Linked DNA regions of Homo sapiens: region 2 is linked to region 1. Evidence: chromatin loops called from intact Hi-C (ENCODE). Cell type or tissue: Caco-2. All regions are shown on one strand. Links, peaks and the distances in the headings refer to the core of each region. The heading gives the core; the rest is flanking DNA.

Region 1 (13,232 bases), core at 3,281-11,280:
TCACGGGGTTCAGTATGAAATGAAAATACAGGACCTGTTCAAAATTATTAAGCATTTCAAGATAATGACAGTAGAGTATTAAATCAAATGCTGAACCCTTCTAAATGCAGGGCCCTGTGTGATTACTCAGATAATGTGCCCATTAACCATTCCTAACTCCTCCCAGACTCCCACTACGCTTCCCAGATTCTGGTAATGATTCTTCTACTATCTATGTTCATGGGTTTAATTGTTCTGATTTTTAGATCCCACAAATAAGACCTACTATTTGATAGCACAATAGGGTTACTATAGTCAATAATAACTTAATTGTATATTTAATAATTTAAAGAGTGCAATTGGATTTTTTAAAAATTCAAAGAATAAATGCTCAAGGGGATGGTTACCCCATTCTCCATGATGTGCTTATTTCACATTGCATGCCTGTATCAAAATACCTCATGTAACCCATAAATATATGCACCTACTATATACCCACAAAAATAAAAAAAAATTAGAAGATAATGTGCTTATAAGCCAGCCCTGCTAAAAGTGAATTTATTTATTTATTTATTTATTTACTTACTTATTTTTTGTGGCTATATAATACCGGCACATATTTATGGACTACTTGTGAAATTTTGATATGAGCATACAATGTGTAATGATCAAATCAGGGTAATTGGGATATCCATCATCTCAAGCATTTATAATTCTTTTATGTTAAGAGCAACCATTTTTACTTCACTAGTTACTTTGAAAATGCAGTAAATTAGTGCAAACTATAGTTACTCTATTGAGCTATCAAAATTAGATCTTATTCCTTCTATCTAACTGTATTTTTGTACCCATTAACCATCCCCTCATATTCCCTCTCCACACTACCCTTTCCAGCCTCTGGTAACTATCACTCTACCTTCTATCTCGATGAGATCTATTTTTAATCTCTCATATATGGTTAAGCACTTGTGATATTTGTCTTTCTGTCCCTGGCTTATTTTGCTTAACATAATGCTTTCCTGCTCCATCCATGTTGTTGCAAATGACAGGATTTCATTTTTTATGGCTGAATAATATTCCATTGTGTATATGTAAACCAAAATTATCTCTGTTTTCCAAGGATGGAAACCAAACTCAGTGAAGTAACACGTCAGAAATTACACAGCAAGAAAGGGATAGTACCAGGCGCATTGACTCAAAAACCTATCTTCTTCCTATTATAGTAAAGGTTAGCAAACTATCGCTTACAGGCCAAATCTGTCCACAAGCTAAAAATGGTTTTTACATCCCTCATTTGTTAAGAAAAACAAAAGAAGTATAATATTTCATGACACTTGAAAATTACATACAATTCCAGTTTCAGTGTCCATAAATATTATTTTGTTGGAACACATTCATGCCAATTCTTTACTTACTACCCAACTGTTCTTGCACGATAACAGCAGAGTTCAATACTTGTGCCTAAGACCAAAGCCTAAAATATTCATCTTTTACAGAAAGTTTTCCTACATGCAGCCAGTGAGCACAGACTCATTTGAATGAAAAATAAAATGTATATATGTATATTTAATTGGATATTTCACTATCCTAGGCGTCCTCATTTTGTAGGGCTGCCCTAACAAAGTACCACAAACTGGATGGCTTAAAACAACAGACATGTGTTGCCTCACGGTTCTGAAGGGTAGATGCTGGAGGGCAAAGGGTTGGCAGGGTTGGTTCCCTTCTGAGGGCTGTGAGGGGGGATCTGTTCCATGCCTCTTTCCCAGCTGCTGATGGTTGCCGGTGATCTCTGACATCATTAGGCATCACATTGATTTCTGCCTTCATGTTCACATGATATTCTTCTTTTGTGGGTGTGTCTCTGTGTCCAAATTTTCCCTTTTATAGAAGGGCACCAGTCATATCAGAGTAGAGTCTTCCCTAATGACCTAATCACAACTAAATCATCTGGGAAGTTTCAATCGCAAATATAGTGACATTCAAAGGTAACTTTAGGTGAAATTCTACTGAGGGTTGGAACTTCAACTTTTTTTATTTTATTTATTTTATTTATTTGTTTATGTTTTTTTCCAGAGGGAGGCACAATTCAAGTGATAACACTTAGGATAAATTTTTAAAAGTAGGCAATCAAAAAAATAAATGAGCAAACAATGTACAATCATGTATCATTCCTCCATTTATTTTCCCACCCCTTGCAATCACGCAAGAAATATTTATGGCACCTTTCCAAATCAATGTTCTCCATTTTTCAACCTTTATCTTATCAAATTTCTCAGATCTGGGGAGCATCTTTGATGTGCATTCAACTCTGCCTCCAAACTCCTTTGTTCTAGTTTGTATCACTCAAATCAGGTGATGCAATATAGGTCTTTTTCCTCACGCATGTTCTGAACATTAGGATATACACCATGATGGGGTTTTACACTTTATTCATCTTGTCCACTTAAATCTCATTTTATCCTTAAGACGTATGTTTGTATTTTCTGTTGGATACCATATACTTGAAAACAGAATGATACTTTATCAGAAACCCAAGGCTATCAAGCTGTTCATTGTCTCAGTTGAATTTTCAGCAAATGCCTTTTGTAATTCTAAAGCATTATGGTGTGCCTTCAATTCCTGGCACACTATTGCAGACTGCATCGTCCCTGCAACTGCTGGATACTTATCTAGCACTTTAACACTCAGGAATCACTTTCGTCTTCAAAGCACTGCTTCCTGACTTAATTAATCTTTCTAATTTCCAATGAAGTAAGTGTGCTATCCATCCTTTTACTTTATATTAAGGGCAAGTGCAGTAAGAGGAATCATTTATATAGCATTGCTGATCCTTCTTAATGAGTGAGGATCTAGTTATCTTTGCCTGAGTTGAGAAAGCAAGTAAGGTTTTGGTCCCAGAGCCACAGAATTCCTAATTATCCTTACATGGACTCACTACTCATCAAATACAAATACCCAGCAGAGAGTGACTGCGTAATAAACACTCGGTGATTGAATGGAAGTAGGAATCAAAGCACATTTTAATATCTAGGATGCATCAAGCACCAAGTAAAGTCATGTATATACTCAGTTTGCTTTTCTCTCTTTTTATTTTAAGCGTTTTTGGGCACACATTTGATAAATAAAAATTGTATATAGTTTGTGTGTATATATATGCATATATTAAATATATGTAATTATATACATTATCAGGTTTTTTGTTTTCTTCAATTAAGATGACAGTACATGTATGCTAGGAATTTATAAAATGACTTCCCCATACTGCCCACCTCATCTCTGCTGTTTCACTACCACAGTCTCTGGCACAACCCCATTATATAGAGATTTCAATTATTGTGTGTCGTGTCTAAAGTGCTTTCAAAGCTTTAGTGTATAAGATAAACCCCTCAATCTAATTTTTGCTGAAGGTACAACGCTAGGTAGTCATGATCCCTTTATCCTTGCTCTGTCATTCCTTTTCACTGTTTGGCTACAGTTAAGCAGATCAGAGGTAGGAACATGAGCAAAGGGCAAACTGTGATATGGCCTGCCACACACTGAAAAAATGACCACCTAAACATGAATAGACAGAGCTGATCTGCTCCTTGTTCTGAGGAATGTGAACTGAAAACAATGCAGGGAGTGAGGTCATTAACAAAGAGCTAAATCTGAAAGGCAAAGAACCCATGAACAAGTATAGCGTTATGAGAGTTATGAGGGAAGTAGAGCAAGTGCAAATACATGGGACCAAGGGTTTTCCCTCTCACTCATTTCATGTTCTAGATTTCAGCACCTTGTTCTCTATGTTGCTCTCTAATCATATGATTATCATCAATTTGGCTATTTCAAAATCCATACAGATGACACTACTACACCCTGGACTCTTAGCTACTTGACCTTCTCACTTCCAATTTTCTTGGCCTCCATTCCACCTTGAGCACTCATTTCACAATTAAAATGATCAGACTTACAACTCCTTGACTCCAAAGACTGAACTAACATGAATAAAGTATTCAGTGTGGATTATTACAATAGTCAAGGGAAAATAGGATGGTTGCTCCTACTAGTGAGCAGGCAGTAGAAATGGTTATAGAAATGATACATTTACAATAAGTTTATAATCTTGAATAACATAATATACTATGGAATATAGTTTGATGTTAGAGCCAACAAAATTTGCTGATGCACTGGATAGTGGTGGTGGTGCTGAGGAAAGTCATAAAGGATGGCAACACATTTGTCCTGAGAAACTGGGTGAATGGTGATGCCATTTATTAAGGTGAAGAAACAGTACTGGGGGAAATAACTCAGAGTTCATTTTTCGACAAGAGGAAATGTCAAGTAGGAAATTGCACATAGGAATATGTGTTCAAAAGATATGTCAAATTTGAAAGGCAGTAGCATATAAAGAACAGTTAAATCTATGAATCTGAAATCGCCTAGGTAGTCAGTGTAGAAAGCAAAAAGAAGTGAATAAAGAACTAAGCTCTGGGACACTCAAACTTTGAGCATTTTGGAAGAGAGGAAGTAGAATATCCTTTCCTGGATAATGATGAGTATCTCATGAGTTACCAGGGTGGTAAGATGTGAATCAAAGGACATGAACAGAAAAACGAAGACAGTAAAAAGAAAATAGTGTAAAAAAAGCAAGTCACTCTGTTTTCTGGCTGGAAAGTTATATGAGTCAGCTCACCAGTGAGTATATTAATAAGTATATATTAGTATATTAATAAAATCACCGTGATTGGATACTTGAATGAGTTGGGGTCAACAGTGCTCACAAAAACAAATCAAATCTATACACATATCAAACAACAACAACAACAATATACACTTGCTATACCTGTTTAGCTTGATATAGATACTATTTAGAAGTCAACTAAGAGCAATAGTAATATAATTCATATGCTTAGTTTTATTTTACAACTCTTAAACTCAACTTTTACCAAGAGAAAGACTACTTATAACTAGATACTTTAAAAGAAAATAGCAAATTTCTAACATACCTTAACAATGTTACCTACTTTAATTTCATTAGAAACCACTCATTTTTCAGTTTAAATCAAGAATAAGTACTTCTCAACCAGGCGCGGTGGCTCACGCTCATAATCTCAGCACTCTGCGAGGCTTAGGCGGGTGGGTCATTTGAAGTCAGGAGTTTGAAACAAGTCTGGCCAATATGGTGAAACCCCATCTCTACTAAAAATACAAAAATTAGCCGGGCGTGGTGGGGCATGCCTGTACTCCCAGCTACTTGGGAGGCTGAGGCAGGAGAACCGGAACCCGAGAGGCAGAGGTTGCAGTGAGCCGAGATCAAACCACTGCACTCCAGCCTGGGAAATACAGCGAGACTCCGTCTCCAGAAAAAAAAATTCTCCTCTGTGCTGCAGACATCTACCTTGTGTCTTTATTGAAACATTAGAAATTACAGTTATCTGCTTATGTCTTATGTGCCTTCTCTCCCCACTATCATATACATTCTTTAAAAATGAAAACTATGCTAGTATATCCATTTGTGAACTTAGCTTTTATCCCAGAGCCTAGACCAGTGCATTCACTTATCAAAAAACATATGTTGAACACTCACTAACTCCATCTTTAGGAAACTCCATTGTTCACAGGTTTTCCTTTGTAAAAAGCTTAGGAAAAGAAAGCCGATTACTTCTCAGATTGAATGCCATACTAGACCTTCTAGTTAAGAAGAAAGCAAATTTAAAAGATAGCTGCATTATATAATGGAAAAGTGTGAGGAGCCCTTGGCTTCTATTTCTCTTTTATTATTATTATTATTATTATTATTATTATACTTTAAGTTTTAGAGTACATGTGCACAACGTGCAGGTTTGTTACATATGTATATATGTGCCATGTTGGTGTGCTGCACCCATTAACTCGTCATTTAGCATTAGGTATATCTCCTAATGCTATCCCTCCCCCCTCCCCTCACCCCACCACAGTCCTATTTCTCTATGTCTTTAAAAGTTTTTATGATTCAGGGCTAAATACTTTTTCAAATGGAAGAATTTAAACTAAAATACTATGATTATTTTAGCTATCAACTTATCCTGCATGCTAATTGTGACTTCCAATATTTCATGACTCTATTTGAATAAAAAAACAAAAGGGATTTTATTCTACACCAGTATTAAAATCTGGGGAAATCATTATTGAGAAATTGGCATATGAATATATGCAGGACACTTATCCAGGCACTGCATTTTCCTTTGGCAGACTGTAGGGGTCAGGGTAATCTGCAACAGTCCTTCTGATGTTACAACTCCTCGCTTATGGATTAGTTCTCTTTCATCTTCACTTCTCTAGCTGCAATTTATTCCATCATTATTCTAAGATAAAAAGCAAAAGCAGAAAGCCTTTATATTAGGGAAACATTCTTGATATTTCTTGCTTTTATGTTCAAAAGAAATTTTATGTGTCAAGCTTTCTCCCATACATTTTATTTTATAGTTAGACGAAAATATTACATAATAAAACACACATAGATCAATGATTTTTCCATATGGCTTTCAATTTTACACAAGCAATTCTTATATATGGGAGGTATTAGGTTATCTTGCAGAGAGTATTTAAATGAGGTAAAAAACCAGTTAGCTGAAATCCACATACTGTACTTGATTTTAGCCAATCATTTATTCAATCAATTATTTCAACCTCTTCTTCCTCCCATGCTAATACAAGAATCGACAATGACTGATACAAATTTTAGTCCCTTTCTTACAGAAAGGGGCAAGAGAAGATGCCGAAGGATGCATATACTATGTTTTTTAGTGTAGTGTTGCAATTTTTAGTGCAATATTGCCAATTCTAAAAACATTGCAAATAAAAAATAAAGGACTAGATTGGGACCATGCCTTCCTCATCAAATAAAACAAAACCAAAGAAATCATTCACCAGTTGGTTCATTTCCCCAGAGAACGCTTCACTGATGGTATCATGACAACCAATGAAAAAATCAGATCTGTTTTATAGATAATTATTTTGAAAGCATATGCTTCAGTATGCAGGTAGTCCATAACACATATGTTAACTATAGTTACTAGAGTTCCTCCACCAGCTTTTAGGGTTAAATAGGTTTATTTCTACTGTGGGCTTAAATAGGTATTCAGTTAAATCATTTAAACGTCTTCGGATTTGAGAGGCTGCACATCTTAAGCCCTATAGTAAAGGTGGAAAAGGAGGCCTGGGATAGATTATCTGCATAGTGTATGATTAATTTCTACTTACATTTGTTCAACTGTATAAATTGCTAACAACTATGTAGTACTGGACTCTGGAGTTATACATCACTAGTCGTCATTATGCTACTTGTGTTCAAGTAAATACATGAATTACATGTGCACTAATTTCTGAGTTTGTTCTTAAATGAGTTTTTATAAAAGTCACTTGAATTTATAATGATGACTGCCCTCCAGGAAATGCAACTGTTGAGACACAAAGAAGACTGTCCAGAGACTGAGAGAAAGACTAACCTTCATTAAGCAAATATTATGTTTCCAGATATGGCTGTTCAGTTTTTCCTTTATTGCTCTAAAATACACAGATATTTTAATTCCAGAAGACACTCAAGAGTTTGTAACCTGGCTGGTGAAAAGACTCTGAAGAATACTAAGTAGAGAGACACATGTAAAGAATAATACATATTTTTTAAAATACTGCATTAGATAAGGGTTTTCTAGACTTCTGTCCTCTGCTTTCATGCTCTGACATGGATCTTGGGGTACTGTCAAAGACCAAGAAAGCTGATAATGTTATCTGAGAACTTCAGCAAACTCAGAGCCAGAGCCTATGTTCCTGTTTTTCTTTTCCTAGTCTTTTAGATATTTGTGAAGGTGGCAATCTATTCTGAATCCCCTAAACAGGCACAGGTGTTTTGTACCTGTCTAGACCTGCTTGGAATTGAAAATATTCCTCAGGAAACATTCTGTGCTTACCAAAATCCTTGAAGTCCTGCTAGAGTGAAATTCACATTCAGTTGTAATGGTGAGATACAATAAAATCTAATGGAAACTTAAATAACTATTAATGGTTGCAAAGAGAATCAGGAACAGAGGGAGAATGAGAATCAGTGGGCAGAATTATGGTTCTCTCACTGTACCCTCACCTTGAACTGATTACTATAGCATCTCTAGAGGCCAGACTAGGATTGAATTGAAGCCTCAATATTTACCACTTGGGCAAATTGCTAAATTTCTTTGAGCCCCAGTTTTTCATCTGTAAGGTAATAAGAACCTGTGGTACTCAGAATAATGTCCACCCAAATATTTCCACACCCTAATCCCCAAAGCCTGTGAATGTTGTTACATATCAGAAGAGGAATTGCAGATGCGATTAATTTAAGAATCATAAGAGATGAGGAAATTATCCCAGATTATCTGGTAGACCCCATGTAGTTCCATAGGTCCCTAAAAGGAAAGAAAGAGAATCTGAGAGATGGCATCATGAGAGGGATTCAGCTCACCACTGTTGGCGTTGAAGATGGAGGAGGGAACTGTGAACCCCAAATATCTGAGAAGGTCTCAGTCAATTTAGGAAGTTTATTTTGCTAATGTTAAGGATGTGTGCTTGTGACACAGCCTCAGGAGGTACTAATGACCTGTGCCCAAGGTGGTCAGGACACAACTTCGTTTCATACATTTGAGGCAGACATGAGACATCAGCAATCAAATATATGTAAGATATACATTGATTCCTTCTGGAAAGGTGGGACAACTCAAAACGGTGAGGGGGCTTTCTGGCCATTGATAGGTAAGAGATAAATGGTTACATTCCTTTGAGTTTTTGATTAGCCTTTCCAAAGGAGACAACCAGATATGAATTTATCTCAGTGAGCAGAGGGATAACTTTGAGGTCTGTCTGTCCTTTGTACACATGGAAATTCCCTGTGAGGGTGGTATGTAGCCTTTTTTAAAAAAATCTTAGTAGCTATCTTTTTTAGGAATAGAATCAGAGGCAGGCTTGCCTTAAGCAGCTCCAAGCTTGATTTTTCCCTTTGCCTTAGTGATTTTGGGGTCCCAAGATTTATTTTCCTTTCACATTTCCCCTCTTTTCTTTTTAAAATCTATCAGAGAAAGCATTTTAGAATAAAATGTGTCTCTGCTCTCAGGTTTCACCTGATCTCTCATGGCTAAGATGTTTTTTTCCTTGACAGGTAGGCCCCACATTGTTAGGAAAGCTCATTTTTAGCAGGGTGTGAAGTCTCACGTCCTATAAAGAGAAAATAAGGGGAGGAAGGGAGAAAAACAAAAACAAAGAAAGAACAATCCTGGAAAATTGACGTAGGCCATATTACTCTGAAGTCCATATGGTTGTCTTGCATCATTGTGCCTTCAACCTTAATGGTTAATTTATAGAGAAACTGAACTTATTTTATTTCTCAAAATTGGCCCTTACAATCTCATGAACCCACCTCTTCCGTGATAGTCCCTGGGCTTTCAGAAGTTGAATAGCTTTAATTTCTGGCCCTGTGTCTCATGAATGCAGTTTATTTTGATTGGCATCTTCTACTGGGTCTGAAGATGAGGCTTTAACTGCTGTCAGTTTAAGATTTAGCAGGACGTAATGTACTTTTTAGACTCAGGAGTCAAAGCCCTGTAACTTAATGGCACAAAGACTTTAAAAGCACAAACAGAAAGTTACATGGATGTAATAAACTTCTGTATTTTTTTATTTCAGTTATTTCTAAGCAAGTCAAACTTAGTAATAACATCGCAATTATTTTGATAGAGTGTAAGATCTGTTTATTAGGCCAGTTACCAAAAGGCAAAAGAAAAGATCTTCTGCAGTGTTACTGCTGTTCCCTATGGAGAATATTATGTTGGAAGGAAACATTTTCTTTAAACTTTTTAAGACATAATTTTTTTGTTTGTTTGTTTTTTAGCATTAGGCCACAACAGTTAGAACGTGAAAGGAAAAAAATTCCAGGAGCTGAAAGTGAGTTAAAAAATAGAGTTTTTCTTTCAGGCCTTTTAAAATGGGAGAGAAAGTTGAAAATAGTGAGACTTAATAAAAGTTGAACTTTGCATTAAAAAAATTACATTGTCTTTTAATTTATTAAGATCAAAGCAACATCTTAGAAAATTTCATAGTTTGAACCAATTCTTTAGCACATAAGTTTTTTAATCAAACCCAATCTCCAGAAAGACCATTATAATTTCCCTTTAATTCTAGACAATTCAATCATATAAAAGTATTTTTAATAAATGTTCTTATTATGACTTATACAGATCATTCATGACATGCTTGGATTTTTTGGTTTGTCCTGAACATCTCTCTTTCTTAAACAACCAGTCATTTTCTTTTAGGACAAAATTTACCATACGAGATTCTTTCTCATATAAAATTATTTTTCTTTAAGCTTTCTTACCAAAAATACTTCTTTATTTCCATAATTTTCTCTATATCTCTCTTACTTCTCGGTTCCTTTTACCTTGTTTTATATATAACCTTTAAATAAGCTTTGAATTAGACAAGAGTTATTCACCTTTTAAAAAGGACACACATTCTTCTAGAAACGATGTTTTTCTACAATATATTTTATTGGAAAATATCCAAGTAATGAAATATCAATGATTTAACTTAATATCACTTTAGATTCTAAATGAGGACAAGTTTGTCTACAAGTATTTATCCCATTACATTTACTGAATTATTTTAATAGCTTAGATTGTTTATGAAAACTATAATAGTCATTATTTATGTTATGAAAATGCCATGCAAAACTGAGACAGTGAAATAAATTTGACCTAATGGACTCTATCTTGCTTCTAACCACGAGGCTGTCCTTTTATTTCTGGGCATAGGTCCAACTAACTTTGGGAGGAACTTAGTTTATAGTTTTGCTTTAAAACAAAGATGATAACTGTCCTTTCCAAAAACAAACCCTCTTCCTGCCTGGGGACTAGACTGCCTAAAGCCACAAGATTAGAAATCATGGTTTAGGAGCTATGCCTCTGGAGGCTGTGAGATTCTAAATCTCCCCAAACTGTTCTTGGGGATAATATCACTATTCTAAAATGTAAGATCAGTGCTTGAGATATTTTACAGATTCTGCACTCCACTGACCTACTGGCACCTCCCAGATCAATGAATGATCTGGCTCATCTGGTCTTGAATCAGTGTAGGAGGATAGTTTCTATTTTCTATGATTTCATCTCTGACCCAACCAGTCAGAACTCCTGATTCACTGGTCCCCTGAGCACTAAAGTGTCCATAAAAACTCTGATCCCAAAATTCTCGAGGATACTGATTTCAGTAATAATAAAACTCAGGTGTACTGCATAGTGGCTCTGCATGAATTACTCTTCTTTATTATAATTCCCCTGTCTTGATAAATCAGCCCTTTCTAGGCAGTGGGCAAGGTGAACTCATTGGGTGGTTACAGTTACTTCATTGTCACCCATTTTAAAGCCTGTGAATTTCAGGTGTTTACCTATGTAGCAACCTTAAGATTAAATATATGGTTGTTTTACAGAATAATTCAATATTTAACTATTTTCATTAAACCAATATTAATGTCTTATTTATCAAAAATTATACAAGAAAAGATCCTTCTGTTTTGGGCTTGGTCTATAGTTTTGTATCCCTTATGCCAAATTTTGACACTTCTAGTGTTTGGCAGGAATGAGTATGAAATTGCTTGAACAATAAATGCAAACAAAAATGTATACTGAAAATTCTTGAGACATTTCTAGTATTACTTTACCAATAATTTTAAGGCTAGCTTATTAAAACTTTTACTTACATCACATGAACTTGAAGAGCATCTGGGTTTATTATTTAATTTATGAGTACTCTTGATATGGATTGGCCCTGTGTCCCCACCCAAATCTCACATCGAATTGTAATACCCACATGTCAAGGAAGGGAACTGCAGTCCTGATGGGCTGAGGGAGAAAAGTTATTGGATCATGGGGATGGTTTCCCCCATGCTGTTCTCATGATAGTGAGTGAATTCTCACGAGATCCAGTCATTTCAAAAGTGACAGTTTTTTCCTGTACTCTCACTTCTCTCTCCTGCCACCTTGAGAAGAAGGTGCCTGCTTCCCCTATGCCTTTCACCATGATTGTAAGTTTTCTGAGGCCTCCTCAGCCATATGGAACTGTGAGTCAGTTAAACCTCTTTCCTTCATAAACTACCCAGTCTCAGGGAAGTTCTTTATAGCAGTGTGAAAATTGACTAATAAAGTAAATTGGTACTGCAGAGAGTGGGGTACTGCTATAAAGAAAAGATAATTTGAACATGTGGAAGTTACATTGGAACTGGATAACAGTCAGAGGGTGAAACAGTTTGGAGGGCTCAAAAGAAGATAGGAAGATGTGGGAAAGTTTGGAACTTCCTATAAACTTCTTGAATGGTTTTGACTAAAATGCTGATAATGATGTGGACAATAAAGTCCAGGCTGGGGTAGTCTCAGACCGAGATGAGGAATTTCTCGAGAACCGAAGCAAAGGTCACTCTTGTTGTGCTTTAGCAAAGAGACTGGTGGCATTTTGCCCTTGCCCTAGAGACCTGTGGAACTTAGAACTTGAGAGACATGATCTGAAATTGGGACTTATGTTCGAAAAGGAAGCAGAGCATAAAAGTTTGAAAAGTTTGCAGCCTGATTATGTGATAGAAAAGAAAAACCTATTTTCTATGGAGAAATTTAAGCCTGCTGCAGAAATTTGCATAAGTAACCAGGAGCCAAATGTAAATTGCCAAGACAATGGGGAAAATGTCTCCAGGGCATGTCAGAGGTCTTGGCAGCAGCCACTCCTACCACAGGCATTGAGGCATAGGAGGAAAAAAATGGTTTTGTCAGTCAAGCCCAGGGCCCCCCTGCTCTGTGCAGCCTCGTGACTTGGTGTCCTGCATCCTAGCCCCTCCAGCTCCAGCTGTGGCTAAAAGGTGCCAAAGTACACCTGGGTCAATTGCTTCAGAGGGTGCAAAGTCCAAGCCTTGGTGGCCTCCATATAGTGTTGAGCCTGCGGGTGCACAGAAGACAAGAATTGAGGTTCGAGAACTTCCTAGGTATCAGAGGCTATATGGACACGCCTGGATCTCCAGGCAGAAGTCTGCTACGGAGGCAGAGCTCTCATGGAGAATCTCTTCTAGGGTGGTGCAGAAAAGAAATGTGAGGTTTGAGCCCCCACACAGAGTCCCCACAGCAGCATTGCCTAGTAGAGCTGTGAGAAAAGGGCAACCCTCTTCCAGACCCCAAAATGGTAGATCCACTGATATTTGCACCGTGTGCTAGGAAAAGCTGCAGACACTCAAC
Region 2 (13,232 bases), core at 2,628-10,627, 810 kb after region 1:
CAAGGACAAAAAAGCAAACACCGCATGTTCTCACTCATAGGTGGGAATTGAACAAGGAGAACACATGGACACAGGAAGGGGAACATCACACACCGGGGCCTGTTGTGGGGTGGGGGGAGTGGGGAGGGATAGCATTAGGAGATATACCTAGTGTTAAGTGAAGAGTTAATGGGTGCAGCACACCAACATGGCACATGTATACATATGTAACTAACCTGCACGTTGTGCACATGTACCCTAAAACTTAAAGTATAATAATAAAAAAAAAGACATTAGTAGCCCATGGACCAACGTATTTGTCCTCTGAGACACCAACCTTATAGTGTTTGAGAGAGCTTTCTAATCTTAAGGACAATGGCACACATGAAAGAAAAAGGGAATATGGCAACTGCTGACAAAGCACTCGGAATGGAGTCTACCACGAGGCCTTCAGAAACGTTAACATTAGACAGAGCTCTGTTAGACTGTGGGGTCCTCAAGGGCGGAGAAGTTATTTGGTTTCCCTTACCAGAGAGGATTATGGGAAAGCAACATAATGCTTAAACTACAGCCAGAGAAAAATCCTAATTTGTGAGATATGACCATAGCTAAAATGGATGCACTAGTGTTTTCCAAAGGCAAATGGCTTCATTCATCTATCACTTCCTAAGCACCTACTTCTGTGCCATATAGTGTGCCAAGATCTAGGGATTCACTTCTGATGAAGACATTGTTCCTGTGTTATTAGGGGAAGGGGGCAAGGACTGACTATAAACAGAGCATTAAAATGCAGCTGGTTAGGTGTTGTGGGATGAGAAATATGGGGGCCATGGGATGGAGTGCCGGGGGCGGGAGGGCAGGCACTTTGCCAGGGCTGGGCAGAGGGAAATGGATTTTGGAGAATTTGCTCTTTTATATGATTCATGCCATAAGCTCTCTCTGTTAGAATGACTAAGAAGTATTGAATAAATTTTAATTTTCTTTAATGTTTCAATTCTTTTTTATATTTAAGTTAAATTATTTTTATAATGCACCATTGCAAAATAAAAAAAGGAAGATTCCTCAAACTCCTTATTTAATAGGTAATTTCCTACATGAATGAGATAGTGTCAAATCTGCATTTGAAAAAACATTACATGTTAATGCTTAAGGAGAATTAAAGCAAGAATTCACCGGACAAAACTTGGAAAATACTCCACGGAGGCCCACTGAGCTGCTCTTGCCAAGGCGAAGGACAGGTAATTTGCTGTGACTAATTGAAAAACATAAAGAACATTAATATGAAAAATGAAAGCATAATCCATGGTATAACAGGCAGTGAAACCATTCGCATAATTGATTACCCTTCAAGGTAACATGTTCCTTCCTTCCTTTCAGTAATCTTTTCCTTTGGCCCAGTCTGTCTTAAAAGCCTGCTAAAGTGATTTCACTTGAAAGGCCATAGGTGCAGCTGTTTCTATCCCAGTGGTCCAGATAGTGATACTAGGATGCTCATAATTTAGGAAAATAATTATTAAAGAAAATATTTTGAGATCTTGGTGTTGTTACAGTCTGCATCTGAATAACCTGAAATATTAAGGCACAATGATTGTAACATTAGTGGCTTTTGATTTGAAAATTATTAGCGAGCCGTCAAAAGACCTGGGGCTCAATCTCAGCTCCACTGCATACTAGCTCTGTAAACCTGACAAGTCACTTACCTCCATTTAATTTTCAGTTTCTTCATCAGTCAAATGGGGATAATAGCATCTTCTCTGCTTATTGTACAAGGTTGTGAAAACCAAATGAGAGAGCACTGGTGAAACCATATTGAAGATCATAAAGATTAAACATAAAAGTATTATTAGGATAATTCTGAATAATTGAATAATTTATTTGTTGTTAGGTTAATCCATAACAGCTTATCAAAATGAATCATTTTGCATATACTGTTCTTCCTGAAGTTCCAAGCAGAATAGAGCAAGTGGTGCCACTTTGTAATACGGAAGCCTTTGATCTTCTGAAGACAGGCAATTCCATGGAAATTCTAAGTCAGCTGTGGGAACTTCTGAATTGCTCATTTTCCCAACCCCTAGCTTTAAGTGATAAACATAGACATAGATCCAGGGAATCTTCTTGGGTGTGAAGGCACATTAGCGACTTACCAGTGTCTTTACCTCACCCCCTGCAACCATGCAGGGATAATCTACCTTAAAGTCTAGAAGGTGAAGCCAGGCGCTGTGGCTCACGCCTGTAATCCCAGCACTTTGGGAGGCTGGGATGGGTGGATCACCTCAGGTCAGGAGTTCGAGACCAGACTGGGAACGTGGCAAAACCCCATCTCTACCAAAAATACAAAAATTAGCCAGGCGTGGTGGCCGAGCGTGTAATCCCAGCTACCTGGGAGGCTGAGGCAGGAGAATCGCTTGAACTTGGGAGGTGGAGGGCGCAGTGAGCCGAGATCGCGCCACCGCACTCCATCCTGGGTGACAGAATGAGACTCCTATCTAAAAAAAAAAAAAAAAAGTCTAGAAGGTGGCACGTTGTAGTAGTTAAGAGCAGGGAATGTAGTGGCAGGCAATTTTGGCTTGAGATCCTGGCTCTGTCATTTAATAGCTGTATGATCTAGAGAGAGTTACTTAAAGGATCTGAGACTGAGTTTCTGCATCAGTAAAATGGAGATGATAATAGTACAAAACTTATTTGGAGCTGTTGTGAGAATTGAATGAACTAATGTATGTAAAGAGCCTATGCGCTTTAGTGCTCAACAAATATTAACTATTTTTATTAGTTAGCCCTCAACAGCTGGGAGGGAAGAGAATAGTAGTAGGTTGTTTTAGTTGAGAACCATTACAGAGCACTGTGCAGATAACAGTAATGGAGCTACAAAGATAAATAGAAACAGTGATTCAAAGCATAGCTCTGGCATCATAGAGTCTAGTTTCAGACTCCAGGTCCTCCAGCTCTACATGACCTTAGATAAGTAAGTGACCTCTCAATGCTTCACTTTAAAGCATGGGGATCGCATTAATTGTGATTTCACAGGGTTGTTTAGAAGGATTAGTAATGTGATGCTTATAAAGTAGAGACGAGGATTGCCCCAATCTTGTGTGCCTGTTATAATTAACTATCCTAAGTAGTCTCTTGTTATTTCACCCTCCTTCTCCCCTGGGAAAAACTGTGATGTCCTAGACAGTCAGACCTCATGAGTTGAGCTTCACTGAGCTGGAATCAGAGCAAATGTGTTTGTAAACTTGTGTCTTCCTTTGCATTGTCTTTGAAGTGTAGGTCTAGGTCTGCCCACAAGCCAAAAGTGTTATACATATATGATCAATTTATCAAAGGTACCAAGGTAATTAAATGGGGAAAATGACCTTTTCAACCAATACTGCTGTACCAACTGTATACCCATACGGGAAAAAGCCAACACTAACTTTTAACTTATGTCATACACACAAATCAGCTCAAAATAGATAATAAATGTGCATAGCTTCTAAATGGACCTAAATGTAAAACCTCAAACTCTGAAACATCTAGAAGAAAGTATAAAAGAAAATATTTGTGGCCAGGCACGGTGGCTCATGCCTGTAATCCCGGCACTTTGGGAGGCCGAGGTGGGTGGATCACCTGAGGTCAGGAGTTTGAAACCAGCCTGGCCCACATGGCAAAACCCAGTCTCTACTAAAAAATACAAAACATTAGCCAAGCGCGGTGGTGGGTGCCTGTAATGCCAGCTACTTGGAAGGCTGAGGCAGGAGAATCGCTTGAACCCGGGAGGTGGAGGTTGCAGTGAGTCGAGATCACACCATTGCACTCCAACCTGGGCAACAGAGAGAGCCTCTGTCTCAAAAATAAAAATAAATAAAAATAAAAAATAAAGAAATGTGTGACTTTAGGATAAGCAAAAGTTTTATATACAGAACACAATAAACACAAACATTAAAAAAAGATACATTTGATGTCAAAATTAAAAATGTTTGCCATTTGAAAGATACGGTCAAGAAAATGGGAAAGGAAGTCTTGGACCGCAGAAACTATTTACAGCGCTTATATCAAAGTACTTGTATCCTCAACCTATAAATCCTGCTTACAATTCATTAACAAGTAAATGACCAGTACAAATCGACAAAAGATTTGAACTAAGACTTCACAAAAGAATAAAAGGAATGATGTGAACACAACTGAATTGAAAAGGGACATTGTCTGGGCTCCATAACATGCTGCTAGTTATGCTGTCAGTTGAGGGCATGAGCAGGGAGAGAGGGTAGCCCTGTTTCTTACCCCCATCTCTTACCATACATTTCTCCATTTTATCCTCTACTTTTGCTTCTCCTTATTCCATTTTTCCATGATGAAAAGGCTATAGAGGGCTCAAGCCCAGTGGCCTTCGTCCCAAAGTCATACAGCTAGTCCTAGGCAGAACCAGAAGCCAATGCTAGTCTTCCTGGTTCCGTGGATGCAGGCTCCTTCACTGGACCATGCAAACTGACCGACGAGAGTGTGAAATGGGGTGCCTTAGACCTTGTCGGATTTCCTTCTTCCCACTTTCAGATCAAAGTTGTATGCTGCTTTGAAACTGGAAACACAACTGAAGCAGAACCACATTTACATTTGAGATTTGTTTTCAAAGCAGATGTACAGTGTCATTTGCTGAGATCTCATAGGTGTTTCTATTCCACCTTGAGCAGCAGAATTATACCTCAGCAGGTTGAACAAAGCTGGGTAATCACCATTGGCTTTTGGCTTCCAGAGTCAAAGTCTACCTTTATATCACTGTAATACAATTATGCTCTCAAGCTGATGCTCCCGGATACTTGAAAAGTTTTGTGAAAGTTCTTCCTCTTATCAGTCTGAAAAACAAGTTGTGTTCCCCAGGAACTGTCTGGAATCATCTGCCACTAACTAGCTGTGTGACCTTGGGCAGTCACATCCCTCTCTGGGCTTTGGTTTCCTTATGAGTAAAACTGGGAATTAAACTAGTTGATCTCTGAGGGCTTTGACATTTTCTGCATTCTCCAGTTCCACAATTCTAAGTCAGCCTTAATACTGAAATGCTGCCAACATCTATTTAGATGGTTTTTTTGCTGTTAATTTGCAGTCTCTGGGATTCCTCTGCCTTGTTTATAGCTCTCTCGGAGCCGCCTTGCTGGTTTGAGTTTAAGATGCTATGTCTCATGCATAATTTGCCTGCTTACAATTGTGTTGTTCCCTAAGGATGGTGTCATATTTGAAAGGTGGAGGTGAGAGTATTCAGTACAGCAACAGAGCCACAGAGCCATCCCTTCCTGACACTAAAGTCATGTGTTTCTCTAGTTCCTCATCCTCTGCCCCTCTTCCGCTTTGTTTCATTGCTACATTTGGGTTTTATGATTACATCTGCAATAGCAGGCACAGATGTTTTTCTCACTCAATTGTATGGTTAATGGTAAAATGAATTTTTCCAGCAGATGCTCGCATGTGGGTGCTATCTTTTTCTCTCCTGACATATTTTCTACACAAACAGCAGATTGTGTGTCTGATGTGCCTTGAGCCTAGCAAGAGAAGAATTCAAGCTGAATAACACTAGGCTGATTTTCAAGCTCCTAAAAAAATAATGCGGCCATTAAGTTTGACAAACTCTTCACAGCACTCCTGCAGCTCCGATCCAGACCTGCATCTCCAGCCTTTGCCAGTTGTACTTGAGAAGGCTGAGAGCAAGCATGTATCCTCAAAAGGGCCACGATATGAAGAGAAAACAATATCAATTTGAGAAGAGCTGGACTCAATTACTCTGTTGCTTTGGATTCTGAAACCCAAGGCATGTAATTTAACCTCTATTTCCTCATCTATGAGGCTAAGGGATAATACAAAGCTGGTGAAGATCATTGAGATAATTGCAAAGTAGCAGAGGTCCCTGCTTAAATCTAATCCATTTCCACTACTGAATAAAAATGGCTAATTAGAGCTGATTGGCCAGAAGTCCATTTGCATGAGGGACTGAGAAGCCTCCAGGTAATGAGGCAGAACTGTGGGAAGATTAGGAGCTTGGTGTGGGGTTTCTCAACTTTGGCACTATTTAAATTTTTGAAATGATTATATCAAATATACATATACACATACATAAACATATATGTGGCCGGAATAAAAAGTTAAGAAATAAATTGAAAACAAATCTCCAAAAGCTGAAGAAAAAGATATTTCGGGCCAGATAATCATTTCATGTGGACCCCTGTCCTGTGCACTGCGGAATGCTTAACAGCAGGCCTGGCCTCTACCCACTAGATGGCAGTAGTTCATCCCTCCTACTAAAAATGTCTCCAGATATTGCCAAATGTGCCTAGGGAGGGTAGAGTGTGAGGGATTAGCCTCCAATGGAGAAGTACTACCTTAGAAGCACTGAATGTTGGCTTTACATTTTAGTTCTACTACTTATCCAAGGTCATGCAGCTAGTAACCATTTGTGCCTCAATATATTCATGTGTAAAAGGAGAATCCAAGCTAAATTGTAGAAAGGCTGGTTGAGAGGACGAAAGTGATGGGTGGATACAAACTTTGATACTCCCTCCTTACTACCATCAGGCCTTTGCTTATTCCTTTGCCCTTGTTTAAAATACACTGTTTCTCATACCCCATCTTTCTGTCTAGTTAACTTCAACTCATTCTTTAGATCTCAGCTCAAGCATCGTTTTCACAAGGGAGGCTTCCTTGATCCCTCAGACTGTATCAGAGTCCAAGACCCTCACAGCGCTTGTTGATATTATACACTCTAACACTCAGGTGACCATTTCAATTACGTTTGTTGGGCTACTAGACTGTAAGCTTTATGAGGAGAGGTGCTATTTCTGTCTTGCTCACTGTTGCATTGTCAGAGGTCAGGACAGTGCCTGGAAAAGAAAAGCCATCACTAAACACTTGTTGAAGGAAAGGAGGAGGGAAGAAATGAAGGACTGAACCCAAAGTTAAAAATATCATTATAATTTAATTCCCCTAAGGAAGAGATCTAGACTGCTAACCTTAGGCAAGTGAAAAAAATACAGTGGCATCTAGGGAATGGTTTTGAGGACAGTCTGTCAGTGAAAACTCTCTTTAGCCTAGTCCCCACAGACTTTGTGGGATTCAGTGGGCCCAATACATGGCACTGTTCTTTTCACCTGAGTTTGCAATTAACCGAGTCAGACAGATGGAGATCAACACTAGCATCTTTATTACTAAAAACAGCTGGGTTTGGAGAATATGTTTCAGCTGTGCAGGAAAACGTGACTCTCCTAATTCTACATCCCACAATTAGCTAGACTTACCTAGTCATAAGCACCACTGAACAAATGTGGTGCATCTCCTCCAATGAAGACCTGCACCTGAGAAACTCGTGGTGTGTGGAACTAAGACTATGTGCTTCCTCACTGTAGGCTTGTCCTAAAAAGAGAAGTAGCATGTATTGAACTAAATGAAGACATGCCTCCTCCTGTGGAGAAAGGCTGTGCGTATTGCTCTAGCATAGGTTCTTCTGTTTAGGAACACGATGCCAAGGGAAAGGATGTTGCTCTACCCCCACCACTGCCAACAGACTTATGCCTGGGTCCAAAGAAAATAGAGAATTGTGAACAAAATATCTGACATAGATATTTCACTAAATAACCTGTAATATGTTGAGACCCAAGATAATTTGCTCTGGGGCTTTGATTATGACACCAAAAATAAAGAGATGATCACCCCCACTTTGTCACAGAACTCTGCAGATTTGCACCTTGAGGGCTCCAGTTCATTTATCTCAGCAATAATTTTTGAGGGAAATGGCAGCCCTTGTGAAAATGTATGTGGAGCCACCAGAGGTGGGCATGTATAGGGAGCAAAGTGGTATTCTTTGCAGGGCTTCCAGATCAGGAGAAGAGGCCATCCTAAGTTGGCAATTTGTAGAGGTTGTTACTATAAAGACCAATGAAATGGTGAATGCACCCATGTTTTATACTCTGGTCTATGTAATTCAGGAAAATTTGTATATAAGTGCAAAAGCTTTGTAAACTGAAAGTCTTTTCAAATTTAAAGGGCTATTAAAATTTTCCCGTTCATGGTTTCCTTTGCTGTATTTCAAACCTCATGTACTTTTAGGAACCTCGGGTGTTCACAGTATTTTGTTGCCCATTTTCTGTTTAGTGACTACTTTTCAGGATCAAGACAGATGGGTAACTTGGTATGGTGGCTTGGGGACAAAATAGAATGATCCATGCCAGTATCTTTGGAGTGAAGCCTTGGTAGTCCTATACAGTTCGATACGTTAAAATATTAACTCATTTATTCATTAAGCCTTGACTTACTACTTGGCATGTGAGAGGCTTGCTTTTCCCAACTGTAAATTGGGAATAATACCAGTATCTCCTTGCATTCATTATGTGATTTAAATCCACATAACTGTGTCAAGCACAGTTTCATTTTCCCTGTCATAACACTTATCACTACCTTTATATTTTACAATATATTTATTTGTATATGGGCTGTCTTCCCCTACCAGAATGTGAGCTCTGAGGAAAGGGACTTGGTCTTGTAAATTTCTGAATCTCCGGAGCCTATAAGAGCAGAGGTGCTCAATAATTATTGGTTGAGTGAATTAATGAATACTTAATAAACAACATTGGCCCTAACTCCAGACTAATGCTTATCATATTCTAATCTTCATTTCTAATCTTTCTGCTTGAATGACCAATAGCTACCTTAACCTAATGTCCAAACCCGAACTCTCCATTTCCACTGCATTCCCATTTCCCCAGTGACAAGCAGGCTATTCTTTGTATCCTTCATTCTATTATAGTAAATGGCAGCTCTATGTTTCAAGTTGCTCCAATCAACAACTTTGAAATCATCCTTAAGTCCTCTCTTTCTCTCATGACTCATTTCCAATTTGTTAGCAAATTCTGTTCCCTCTATGCTCAAAATATATCTAGAATACCACTCTTTCTTAGCGCTTCCACTGCTATCCACCTGTTCTAACTCAGCATCATTTCTATTCCATGACACCATCATCTCCTGACCAGAAAATTGTTTCCACCATTATCACCTAATTATTTTTCCATAGTATGTATTTACTTTTTAAAACACAAATATGACCACAGCCTGTCTCTGCTCAAATGTTCTGAAAACCTCCCAGACTGCTGTACTTAATATATCACCCCCGCACTTTATTCTTTTATCCTAGTCAACTTGTCCTCATAACATGAATCACTGCTTGATATTATATCATTTGTTTAGTTATCTATCATTACCCAGTAGAATATAAACTCCAAAGGATTTTTGTATTTTTATTTAAATATTCTCACTGCTAGAATAGCCATGGCAACAATGAAAACTGATATGTCTTTCACATCTGTGAGTTCGTGTCTGTGTGAATGTGTGGCTGTTTCAGTGTGAGACTATGTGTAAGTGTGAGTGTATGTGATTATGTGAGTATATGTAGGAGTGTGTGTTTGAAAGTATGTATGTGTCAGAATGTGACTGTGTGAATCTGAAAGTGTGTGAGAGTTTTAGTGTTACAGAGCATGTAAGAGAATTTGTGAGTGTATTTGAGTATAGGAATGTGTATGTATGAGTGTGTGAGACTTGTGAAAATGTGTGTGATTGAATGTGTGAGTGTGTGTTACTGAGTATGTGTTTTTCAGCATGTGTAAGAGATATGAGAGTGTGATGCTGTGTGTGTTTATAAGTGTGTGAAGGTATGTACAGATGTATATGAATGTTTACAAGTGATATAGTTTGGCTGTGTCCCCACCCGAACGACATCTTGAACTGTAATTCCCATAATCCCCATGTGTCATGGAAGGGACAGAGTGGGAAGTGACTGGATCATGATGGCAATTTCCCCCATGCTGTTCTCATGATAGTAAGTTCTCGTGAGATCTGATGGTTTTATAAGCATCTGGGCTGTCTCCTGCTTGCACTCATTCTCTCTCCTGCTGCCCTGTGAAGAGGTGCCTTCCACCATGATTGTAAGTTTCCTGATGCCTCCCCAGCCATATAGAACTGCGAGCAAATTAAACTTCCTTTCTTTATAAATTACCCAGTCTCAGGCAGCTTTTCATAGCAGTGTGAGAATAGACTAATACAGTAAATTGGCACCAAGGTAATAGGGTGCTGCTATAAGGATACCCGAAAATGTGGATGCAACTTTAGAACTGGGTAACAGGCAGAGGTTGGAACAGTTTGGAGAGCTCAGAAGACAGGAATATGTGGGAAAGGGTGGAACTTCCTAGAGACTTGTTGAATGGCTTTGACCAAAATACTGATAGTGATACAGAAGATGAAGTCCAGGCTGAGGTGGTCTCAGATGGAGATGATGAACTTGTTGGGAATCGGAGCAGAGGTCACTCATGTTATGCTTTATCGAAGAGACTGGGGGCATTTCGCCCTTGCCCTGCAGATCTGTGAAACTTTGAACTTAAGAGAGTTGATTTAAAGTATCTGGTGGAAGAAATTTCTAAACAGCAAAGCGTTCAAGAGGTGACAGTGCATAAACATTTGGAAAATTTGCAGCCTGACGATGTGGTAGAAAAGAAAATCCCATTTTCTGGGGAGAAATTCATCCCAGCTGCAGAAATTTGCATAAGTAACAAGGAGCCAAAGGCTAATCACCAAGATGATGAGGAAAATGTCTCCAGGGCATGTCAGAGACCTTCGCAACAGCCCCTCCCATCAAAAGCCTGGAACTCTACTTGAGTTCTGTATCTCTTTACCTCTCCCTTTTTTTTTATTTTTATTTTTATTATTTTTTTTTGAGACAGAGTCTTGCTCTGTCTCCAGGCTGGAGTGCAATGGCACGATCTCGGCTCACGGCAACCTCTGACTCCCTGGTTCAAGGGATTCTCCTGCCTCAGCCTCCCGAGTAGCTGGGATTACAGGCACGTGCCACTACGTCCAGCTAATTTTTGTATTTTCAGTAGAGATGGGGTTTCACCATGTTAGCCAGGATTGTCTTGATCTCCTGACCTCATGATCTGCCTGCCTCAGCCTCCCAGAGTGCTGGGATTACAGGCGTGAGCCACCGCGCCCAGCCTACCTCTCTCTTTTCAAGGGCTGATAGTGATTTAGATTTTTTTCCCTGCCCAAATCTCATGTTGAATTGTAATCCCCAGTGTTTGAGGTGGGGCTTGGTGGGAGGTGATTGGATCATAGGGGTGGACTTCCCCTTTCGCTGCTGTTCTTGTGATAGAGTTCTCATGAGATCTAGTTGTTGAAAAGTGTGCGGCAGCACCCCCAACCCTGCTCCTGCCATGTAAGATGTGCCTGCTTCCCTGTCGCCTTCCACCATGATTGTAAGTTTCCTGAGGCCTCCACAGTGATGTTTTCTGTGCAGCCTGTGGGACTGTGACACAATTAAACCTCTTTTCTTTATAAATTACCCAGTCTCAGGTATTTCGTTATGGCAGTGCAAGAACAGACTAATACAAGTACCTACCATGTATTTCCTTCTTTCTTGAATCATTACTAGGTCAGCATATAAATATGCTGTGATATTTTTAATCTTAAAACTGACCACAGAATTCCTTGACATCTGAAATACTCTAGAAACCTCCTCATTTCTTGGTTCCCCTTCACAGGAAAATACATTAAAAGAGTTGTGTATACTCACTTTAATTCCTAACCTTCCATTATCTCATCAACATTTTATATCAGACTGTTATGCTCACCACTCAACTGAGACACTCTTAAGATCACTATGACCTAAAACTTACAAAAACCAAGAGTCAATTTTTTATCCTCAATGACTTGACCTCTTAGCTGGTTGCTTACTCCTTGCATGTCCAAGGACATCTGGAATCATGATCGACCCCTTGGTCAGCCCTTGGAAATGTGACCCTTAGAATATAATTCATGTCAGTGATTAAGGGTTTCATTGTGTTCACCTGGAGCTATGGACTGTTCCATATCAGTTTCTCAGGTTGCTTTGCACAAACACCAAGACTGATCATGTGCACCTGGTTCCATTGTTGGACTCTCATGTTTCTATTGCTATGGATGATATGCCTTTCTAATCAACTCTGAATAAAAGCCTTGGACCCAAAGATTCAAATGGGCTTCCCTGGTCCAATCTATCCCACAACAGCTCTTCTAGTTGGCTGCTAGAAATAAAGCATGCTCTGTGTGGCCCCAGATGGGGAAGGACTTGGAAAACTGTGTCTAGCCTCTCTGTACTATGCCCAATGCATATATGTTCCTGTTGTTTTTGCACTTTATCCTTTGCTGTAATAAATCTCAGTTATTAAAACAATCTGCTATTGAGTCAGGTGAGTCCTTGTAGCGAATCTGCAAATTTGAAGGTGGTCTTAAGGCCACTGAAACACTCTACCTTCAAAATATACCCAGGACTTAGCCACTGCATACCTTCTTTGCAGCTCCCACTCTGGTCCAAACAATCATAATCTCGCATCTGGGATAATGTAATTATGATTTTACCAGTACTACCCTATAGTCAGTTTTCTAAATAGCTGACAGAGTGATAAAAATATAAATCTTAGTATTGTCTCTTTTATATCTGTGAAAAATGACGTTGGAATGTGGATAGGGATTGTGCTGAATCTGTAGATCCCTTTGGACAGTATGAATATTTCAACAATATTAATTCTTTGGTGAAAGGAATATATCTTGGGCCCCCAAAATCACTAAGGAAAGCTCAGGCTGGAAACTGCTTAGGGTCAACCTGCCTCCTATTCTACTCAAAGTCACCCCTCAGCTCACTGAGATAGACGCATAATTGATTGCCTCCCTTGGAGAGGCTAAACAGAAACTCAAAAGAATGTAACCATTTGTGTATCCCTTATATCTGTGACCTGGAAGCTCCCTCCCCGGCTTCGAGTCTTCCTGCCTTTGCTTCAAGTTGTCCCACCTTTCCAGACTAAACCAATGTACTTCTTAATATATTGATTGATGTCTCTTGTCTCCCTAAAATGTATAAAACCAACCTGTGCCCTGACCACTTTGGGCACATGTCCTCAGGACTTCCTGAGGCTGTGTCACGGGCTCGTCCTCAACCTTGGCAAAATAAACTTTCTAAATTAACTGAGACCTGTCTAAGATTTTCTGGATTCACACTTCCAAGCCATTTATTTGTGTCTTCTTCAATTTCTTTCATCAATGTTTTATAGTTTTCAGTGTACAGATTGTTCACCTCCTGGTTAAATTTATTCCTGTGCATTTTATTTTTTGGTGCTATTATAAATGAGATTGATTTCTTACTTTATTTTTCAAATAGTTTGCCGTTAGTATATAGAAATGCGGCTGAATTTTGCATGTTGATTTTGTATCTTGCAACA

The links. Hi-C counts contacts between places; a loop is a spot of excess contacts. Peaks named below come from ENCODE experiments on the same cell type or tissue, not always from the same donor. Only the 100,000 strongest peaks of a DNase experiment are listed, where the experiment ranks them.
Region 2: a loop joins it to region 1, with 19 times the contacts of the local background. A loop is called at or near these places in 3 of 110 quality-filtered maps.

What each region holds. Positions count from the first base shown.
Region 1 is chrX:142,082,361-142,095,592 of GRCh38, reverse strand. No RefSeq gene overlaps it. Among named protein-coding and RNA genes, the nearest start is that of MAGEC2, 120 kb to the left of the region's middle. In Caco-2, for the core only: no CTCF peak of the experiment used is centred there; no DNase peak of the experiment used is centred there.
Region 2 is chrX:141,271,470-141,284,701 of GRCh38, reverse strand. No RefSeq gene overlaps it. Among named protein-coding and RNA genes, the nearest start is that of SPANXC, 36 kb to the right of the region's middle. In Caco-2, for the core only: no CTCF peak of the experiment used is centred there; no DNase peak of the experiment used is centred there.